2 separate regions of the Homo sapiens genome follow, and region 2 is linked to region 1. Evidence: read pairs that join two places in POLR2A ChIA-PET (ENCODE). Cell type or tissue: MCF 10A. All regions are shown on one strand. Each heading gives the region's core, and the rest is flanking DNA. Links, peaks and the distances in the headings are about the cores only.

Region 1 (4,403 bases), core at 190-4,189:
CAGGCATGAGCTACTGCACTCAGCCAAAGCGACATTTTTTATTGCTGCCACTAGAGAAGGGAGTGCTGCTGGCATCTAGTGAGTGGAGGGCAGAGATGCTGCTAGTATAAAGTTACCATGGTTTAGTTTATTTTAAAGACAGCCTCAAAAGAAGCCCTGAACTAACACAGTATGAAGGCAGAGCTGCTCTCTGATGCAGAGATGGGGGCAAGGTGAAGTCAGATGCCCAAGTCCAGCTGACTGGAGCTCGTAGTGGCCCCTGAGGTGTCTCTGCCAAAAACTGCACTCCACAGAGCTCAGTGAGGAAAACCTGATGTAGTGCACATAAAATGTGGCTTTAAATCCTTTAGATCTACATTATAATCCCCTGCATTGACTGCCTACTAATTTCATCAATTTGGGTAAGTGATTTACTCTCACCAAGCCTTAATTTCCTCCTCTGAAAAGAGGGAACAATCATGCTCACTTCACAGGGTCATTGTGGTGCTAATAAAATGTAAAACTCCAAAACCAGCACCTAAGACACGGTGCTTAGTATTTGTTAATTAATTTATTTATCATTTGTTTATTTTTTTGAGATGAGTCTCACATTGTCGCCTGGGCTGGAGTGCAACGGCACGATCTCGGCTCACTGCAACCTCCGTCTCCGGGGTTCAAGTGATTCTCCTGCCTCAGCCTCCTAAGTAGCTGGGATTACAGGCCCACACCACCACACCCAGCTAATTTTTTGTATTTTTAGTAAAGACAGGGTTTCACTATGTTGGCCAGACTGGTCTCGAACTCCTGACCTCGTGATCCACCAGCCTCGGCCTCCCAAAGGGTGTTAATTTATTTTAAAATAAATTCTTGTCATCCTATGAATGTCAGAGTTGGCCCCAGTAATACTGACTGAAAGATCTTTAGTGTTTGAGGCTTATGACTATATATTGATTCATTAACACATTTAAACTATTATGAAAGACTTCATAGCAACATTATAAAAAGAAAAGGAAGACATTTCAAAATCCAGTATTTGCAGGACTAGTCACTTACCAAAACAACCCATGCATTTAATTAGCAATGATCTATAGCTTGTTTCTACAAAACATAGATGTGATTTATTATTGTACCGTAGGCATGCAGAGTAAGAATGCAAAGTTTATAGCAAGAGTAAGATATTAGACATCTATTGTTTTGCTTGCCTAGACTAGCATACAAGCTTCTGCTGGGAAATCCTTCCTCTATTTTAACTTTGGGGTTTACGTGGGAGCTTCTCTTGGTTTATAAATCCTTCCCCTTGACTACTATTTATGGTCACTGGGAAAAGATACCTATTCCAAACTGGAAAGGCATTGGTGTCACCCTCTAGCCTTTCCCTACAACCATTCATCAGTGATTGGAACAGGTATGAACTCCTGATCCAAAATGTACCAGCAGATCCCTTTCCTGGGATTTTTGAGCTTGGGATCAGAGGGAGAAAAAACAAGTCTTTGGTCTCTCTGGTGGTGAAATTGGAACATATAACCCAGCAGGTGGGTTTCCTGCAATCTGAAAAAATGAAACAGGAAGGAGAGATGTGGGCATGTGTGTATATTGTAGTGGAGGCTGAGGGTAGGGAAGAGAGACTCCTCTGTCCCAGGTACAGGGCTAAGGCCTGGCCATACATTCAGCAGAATCCCCCTCCTACCCTTTCGTTTCCCAACATATAGTTATGTGAGTCAAGAAATTCTTCCTTTGTGCTAACCTAGCTCTGTTTGGATTTCTACCACCTAAAACCATAAAAGTCTTGACTAATTCAAGTGGGTTGCAATAGTTGGAAAAAAATGCTGTGTCTCTGCAGGTGTCTAGCTGGAGGCTAATTATAGTGAGGGCTAAAAGAGTAAGACATTAGTCAGAAGAGCTGTAGTTCAAATCTAGACCACCAGCATTACAAGTTAGTTGTGGAAACTTAAAAAAGTTAATTAACTAAATAATCTATTTAAGTTTTAGGTTCTTCATCTGTGATTCAGTCAGGGTCCAGTTAGGAAACTGAAATCACTCAGGTTATTTTAATGGAGAGAATTTCATATAAAGAACTGTTAATTATGTATAGAAGAACTGAGAGAGTGAAAGGAGGATTCTAAGGTATCATGGAGGGCACAACCGCAAGAAAGAGCCACCACCCATAGGGCTGGGGAATTAAGGAAAGAAGCTGGAACTTTCAACCCTTAGAAGCTTGGAGAGGTAGCTCTGTGGTGTGGGAATCCAGGCCTACAAGAAGGCCCAGTGTATTGCTGGTGTCTCTGAGAAGAATTTCGTAAGCCTGATTCTGAGTTGGAAAAACTGCTAGCTAGATTCAGCTGCTGCTCCAGAAAGGCAACCTCACTGCTAGAGTGAAGAAGCATTGGAGCAAGAATCAGACAGGAACGAGCAAGTCCTTCTCCCTGCTCCAGCTCTACAGTCTCCCCCAGTCCTTGCACTGGCAGAGTCTAATATGGTACCCTCCGACCAGGCAGAAAAGTGGTTTTCAGAATCCCAGGCTCACTTTCCCAAAGCTGATAGCAGAAGGGTGAATTTGAAACTGAAAGACAACAGCTCGATAATTGGCACAATGTTTAAGGATAATGAAACATGCTTCACCAGGATTCGGGGAATGTAATTGACATAAGTCTAAAACCGTTACCTGAAAAGAAGCAATCATGAACATAATGTCCTCTCTTCTGATAAAATAAATAAATAAATAAATAAATAAATATTGGTCTCATAAGGTTGCTGGAGAAAATAGTAAGAGTGTCTAGGTGTTGCTCCTCACTGAGGAAGTAGAGATGAAACAAAATCAACTTCCTGAGCACTAGTATTTTCTTCCTAGTTATTCCCTGCAAATCAGATTTCTCTTCTCTTTCATCATTTGCTTTCTTAGAATGTCTTTATTATCAGCTTTTATCTATCCTTCAAAACCCAATACATATTATTTTCCCTCTGGGAGCATTTTTCTGAATGTTCTAGCCCAAAATGATTCTTCTGTCCTCTTAGCTCTTCGTATATTTACTATGCTTTTCTTTCTTTTTTCCAAATAATGGTGAAATGTAATATGCCTAGGGTTCATAGATGAGCCTGGATCTCTCAGAATTAGAGAAACTTTTCAGATCCCTAATTCAGTTATGTGAAGGAATCAGTAAGAAAAAAATGATGGCTGAGCAGAAGGGCCAGCCATACAGTCTGCATCACAGTGGGATTAGGAAGTAAAGCTGAAGTAGCACACTCTCACGGATACCCAGCCCCCTGTCCACCTCCAAGCTCAGGGATAGGACAGTAATAAACTATCTTCCATTTCTAACTGTTTGTGAGGAACCTAAGAATATCCTGCTTATCTAAATTTGTATTAGTTCTAAAATTGAGCCTGTTTATGTCTGAATGAGGCTATGCTTGGCTATCGTTATGGGCTGCCGGGGATTGACTAAATTTGACATTGCTTAGATTAAACAATGCTTTGTATCCTCATGGGTCTCTACCTAGTTCTTTGATGAGTGAGTGTGCAGAAGAATTATATTCATTCTTTCCTGTGAAGATGTGCCTTCCCTACAGACTGAGACGGGCACTTTTCCAATCTTTTACCAGCTCTGTCCCAGGATTGCTCTTAGAGTTTTCTCTGGATCCAAATCTGAGACATTATCTCATTGTACAGAATTTCCACAATTCACAATGGGCCATCATCAGTGAAGACCATGGTGGAACCCAGAAACTATATGGGTGAGCAAAACGTTCTACAGATGAACACTGCATTCTTCCTGGAATAAACCCTTCTCATTTAAAGATTTCCTGTGACAGGTGATAACAATCTTCTCCAATTACTTGTAAAAGTAAGTTGACAGTACAAAATTTCTTTTGAAGGCACTCTATTAAGTACATTTCAAACAATGTTTACTGTCAAGCCAGGAATTCATGCCAGACAGGTAAAATCACTTTCCTTTATAAACCTATTATTAGCATCAGATAGACAATCGGGTCTGCAGAAAGAGTTTTCATTAACATTCACACATTACCAAGGGTCAAATATTTCATCTTTTGGTCCTTTCATATATAATCCCAATGAAAAATATAGGTATTATTTATTACTCTGTATACGAAGTCCTATGCTAATTGGTTTATACATGTATTTGACACTGAGATAAAATACTTACCTTGGGTGGAATCCATGGCCTTTGCTAATTTTTAGGCCATGTTCTTTATGCAAATGTGCTTACTTTATTAGTTTTGCTAGAAATGCTTACTGAATGTGATGATTTCCTCTTGGTTCCTTGCTTTCTCCTTTCTAGGCAAGCAATAAGTAGTGAAATGAGGAAAGATGGTTTCAAAACATACAAAACCTGTTCCTTGTGTAGATACAGCTTAAAGAATATAAACAGATGGATTTCTCCCACAGGACAGGTCATCATACCATCGGG
Region 2 (4,403 bases), core at 129-4,128, 270 kb before region 1:
TTTCAGAGGCAAATTCATGCCATTAATAGTATCATTAATAGAAATGAAATAATAAAATAAAGTAACTGAGAATGAAATTTAAGATATTTAAAAATATATAACAAAATAAATCTAGATCATATTGGAAATAGGAAATAATGAATAAAAAAGTACAATTCAGTGACATAGATAATAGAAAACCAATCAATTGACAAATCTAGGAACTAGTTCTTTAAAAAAGAAAAACAAGGCCAGGCGTGGTGGCTCAAGCCTGTAATCCCAGCACTTTGGGAGGCCGAGGCAGGTGGATCACGAGGTCAGGAGTTTGAGACAAGCCTGGCCAACATGGTGCAATCCCGTCTCTACTAAAAATACAAAAATTAGCTGGGCGTGGTGGCATGCACCTGTAGTCCCAGCTATCGGGAGGCTGACACAGGAGAGTCGCTTGAACCTGGGAGGTGGAGGTTGCAGTGAGCTGAGATCGTGGCACTGCACACCAGCCTGGGTGACAGAGAGAGACTCTGCCTCAAAAAAAAAAAAAAAAAAAAAAAAGAAAGAAAGAAAGAAAAAAGAAAAAGAAAAACAAAAAAGACACATCTTAGACAAATTAATGTGAGTAGACAAATTAATTTAACCAATGGAGTAAAAGAGGAAAACAAATGACAAGGAAGCATCCTTAATAATAAATAGAAAAGAATATATAATATAGATATGGGTAATAGTTTTTAAAAATACAATGTGAAGTTTATCACAATATATTTGAAAATTTTTTTGAAAGAATAAAATTATGGAAGGTCACACACACACACATACAAACATGAAGAAATAGACAACCTGTTAGGCTGATGGGCCAATAACAATGTAAAAGAAAAAAAACAGAAGAACTTGCCAAGAAATTATTTCCAAAAACAATGTCAGGTCCCAGCGGTTTCACAGGTATCCTCTTTCAGAATTTCAAGGAAGAGGTGATTCCCATGGTTTTTAACTGTTCCATGAAAAAAGTATGAGAAAGCTTTCCAATTCTTGGTGAACATAATTTATACTGAAAGCTGGGCACATACACTTCCAATAAAAATAACAACAATATGAACATGGATATAGCTACATTCGTAGTGAAGAAAATAACCAGAAATACAATTTAATAATAAATTAAATGAATTCCTCCCTATGACCAAATGGAGTTTATGCCAGAAAACAAGAATGCATGAACATTGTTCAATCATTAAGTCAAAAGAGAAAAACCTCATAATCATGAAGTTTAAAAATAACCATCTCTCTCTATGCATATATATATACATATACACACATACACACATACACATACACACACACACGAGAGATTAAATATCATGTTAATAGTACTTGAAAGTAGGTGCTTATCAGGAATTTGCATATTACAGTAAGCTTAAATCAAATCTACTAAAAATGGGAATGGTTAACACTTAGAAAGTAAAGCAAGGGATTATTCACAACATGTGAATAAAGTTTGTAATGACATCCCTTAAAAGCAAAGTGATGCTTTTACATTTTCTAGAGAGGACAGGTATTTTCAGGAAACCCCATCCCGCCTTTTGAATCACCTGATCATGTGACCCAGCCAGAGGAAAGGCCTCTGTCCCTGGGGAATGTTGACATTTTAGGAGGCCTGAGTGAATGACATTCTGAGGGGGGCCACCTGGTCCGCAGGAGGGGAGCTGAAGGAGCAGCAGAGGACCTGGAAGGGAAGTCCAAGAGACTGGTATTTCAGGTCTCCTTCCTCTCTTCTTGATGGCTGCTCAGCGTTATCTGTTTTATATATTGAGGTCCAACTTAAGATTCTGTTTAAAAAGTGAGGTCCCAATCCTAACTGCAAGAAATAAAAAAAAAACCAACTTTAAAATTACTCCTTAAATACTGAAATCAATGTGAGCATTAAGAAATAAAATAAAATTTGAAACAATCTTTTCCCATAACATTTGAAAAAGTGGGAGCTTTTTTGAGACTGTAAGCAGAAACACATCATGAAAACAGTTAAATATACAGAATTATTTTGGTGACTTATTTCAGCTCTTTATATTGTATGTGTGTTTGTGTGTGTGTGTGTGTGTGTCTTAGTCTTACTCTCTCTCTCACATGCACATAATCTCACATGGCTTGTGAAATGCCACCATGCCCTTAATATTAAGAATTGATTAGCGGTTGCCAGGGGTCATGGCGGGAGCTGAGATTGACTGCAAACAGGCAAAACAGAACTTTTGGGGTGATGGAAATATTTTATACACGGATTATGACAAGGGTGGCATAGCTATGAAAATTTACTAAAACTCATTGAACTGTAGATCTAAACTGGGTGAATTTTACAGTGTATAAATTGTACCTCAATATAACTGTTTCTTTTAAAAAAAGAATTGATGAAACATATAGTAATACTCCAATGCTGGTGTGTAACAGGGCACATTTGCTAACCATTCACATTCAAGGTCTTATTTTACAGCACCCGAACAGATACTTTGAAAGTTTGTCTAGAACCTTATATCTTTTTTGTTGTTGTTTTGTTTTGACAGAGCCTTGCTTTGTCACCCAGGCTGGAGTGCAGTGGCACAATCTCGGCTCACTGCAACCTCCATCTCCTGGGCTCAAGCAGTTCTCATGTCTCAGCCTCCCAAGTAGCGGGAATTACAGGCATGCACCACCATGCCCAACTAATTTTTGTATTTTTAGTAGAGACGGTGTTTCACCATGTTGGCCAGGCTGTTCTCAAACTCCTGGCCTAAAGTGATCCCCCTGCCTCAGCCGCCCAAAGTGCTGGGATGACAGGAGTGAGCCACTGCGCTAGTGAGCATTATATCTTCTCAGGGATACAATTAGCATGTCACTTTAAAGACTTAAAAGTCTTCTCATGCAATCTCACACTGGAAATAGAAGCAGGAATCTGATAATACCAAATCCCAATTACCAGGTTTCGACTCACCCTCCCTTTGTATAAGGCACTTATAGTGTCTTTCTAGTCATCTTTCTCAATCCAAATACTATCATATCTCCCCTGTTCTTCAGTGGCTTTTGTTGCCTAAAATTGCTTTCTATCCAAAGTCTTCAACACATTTTTCTTCTTTAAATATATAATATACATATACCATTTTACTCTGCCTTCCTCTTACTTTTTTAACCTTTTATTTTTTACTACTCCACTTCATGTGTTTTAAGCTCTAAATAAACTACATAATTTACAATTTTCTTTCCAAACCTTACACATGTGAGCAATATTTTGGAAAGAAACATGGAATCTTGAAGTTGGAAGTGACCAGTGAAATCTATTAGCATGGTCTTCCATGGAATACAGATACCCTGAGCATCCCCCGCTTTGCTGGGGAATATTTCTGGTTCCATGGAGCTCGCCACCTCTCTGGGAATCCATGGGCCTCCCCTTGTAAAGATCAAGAATGCAGGAAGACCAAAGAATAAAATATTGATGTCTCACTGTTGAATGAAAGAACTGATTCTCCGACTTGCCAAATGAAGCATTTTCAAACTAGAAGTTGGGGTTTAAAAAGCTCTAAAAAAAATTCAGTAGTCAGCAAAGCAACAAGTAGTGAAACTTTATGTGGAAAGTAAATTCTACTTTCCTGATAACTTAAGACCACTGATTTACCTTCAAATAATAATTTTCTGAAGCTTTTTCATTATGTGAATTAAGGGGAAATGGATTCTTTTAATATTCCATCCAAAAACCATTTGTTATGCTTCCCCATCCCTCAGTCTAAAACTGTTAAGATCAAGTCTCTTTTTTTGAAGACTTTAAGGAGGCAATTAAGTAGTGAGTTGAAGATTGTGCAGAATAAAGAACACTGGCAGACATGAATTTAATTCCACTGGACTCTGAATCTTGACCTAGTTATGTGATTTAAATTTTCTGAGCTTCAGTTTCCCCATCTGGAAAGTGGGAGGAGTAATGCCTTCCTGGAGCATTGTGGTGAAGATACTGACAATCTGTAGAAAGTATCTCACCATGCCCGATTCACTGTCCTGGCTAGGCGGTGTGATTTTCTACATCTTCCCAAGTTGAATCCTGGGTTCTCATCAACCAAGGCTCACTTTCCCAAGATGGTTCTTTCCACTTTTGTTAGTATGCCGTAAAATACAACACCAAACACTCCCCTCCTCCAGGATGTCCTCTCGCTAACCTCTCAATTATTGAAAACCCCCGCAGTCTTTCAAGGCCCACTTCAAGTGCTTTTTTCTGAGCACTTATCTACATGCTCCTAGACAAACAAGGTCCCAGGAGCTCAGAGGGGTACAACAAGCAGCAGTCTGAGGTGGAAGTAGGAGCCCACATCCTCCATCCATCCATCCATCCATCTATCCATCCAACCATCCATCCATCCATCCATCCATCCATCCATCCATCCATCCACCCATCCACCCACCTACCCACCCATCCGTCCACT

The links. Peaks named below come from ENCODE experiments on the same cell type or tissue, not always from the same donor. Only the 100,000 strongest peaks of a DNase experiment are listed, where the experiment ranks them.
Region 2: POLR2A ChIA-PET joins it to region 1 with 5 read pairs; 2 of 35 experiments call an interaction of 5 or more read pairs at or near these places.

The regions. Positions count from the first base shown.
Region 1 is chr7:41,114,350-41,118,752 of GRCh38, reverse strand. All of the region lies in intron 3 of LINC01449 (long intergenic non-protein coding RNA 1449), which reads right to left. It overlaps LOC105375241 (a long non-coding RNA gene), which reads left to right. Exons shown (of 4, transcript XR_927190.1): 3 at 3,644-3,818. Among named protein-coding and RNA genes, the nearest start is that of LINC01449, 15 kb to the right of the region's middle. In MCF 10A, for the core only: no CTCF peak of the experiment used is centred there; a DNase peak (open chromatin) is centred at 1,772.
Region 2 is chr7:41,389,188-41,393,590 of GRCh38, reverse strand. No RefSeq gene overlaps it. Among named protein-coding and RNA genes, the nearest start is that of LINC01449, 290 kb to the right of the region's middle. In MCF 10A, for the core only: no CTCF peak of the experiment used is centred there; no DNase peak of the experiment used is centred there.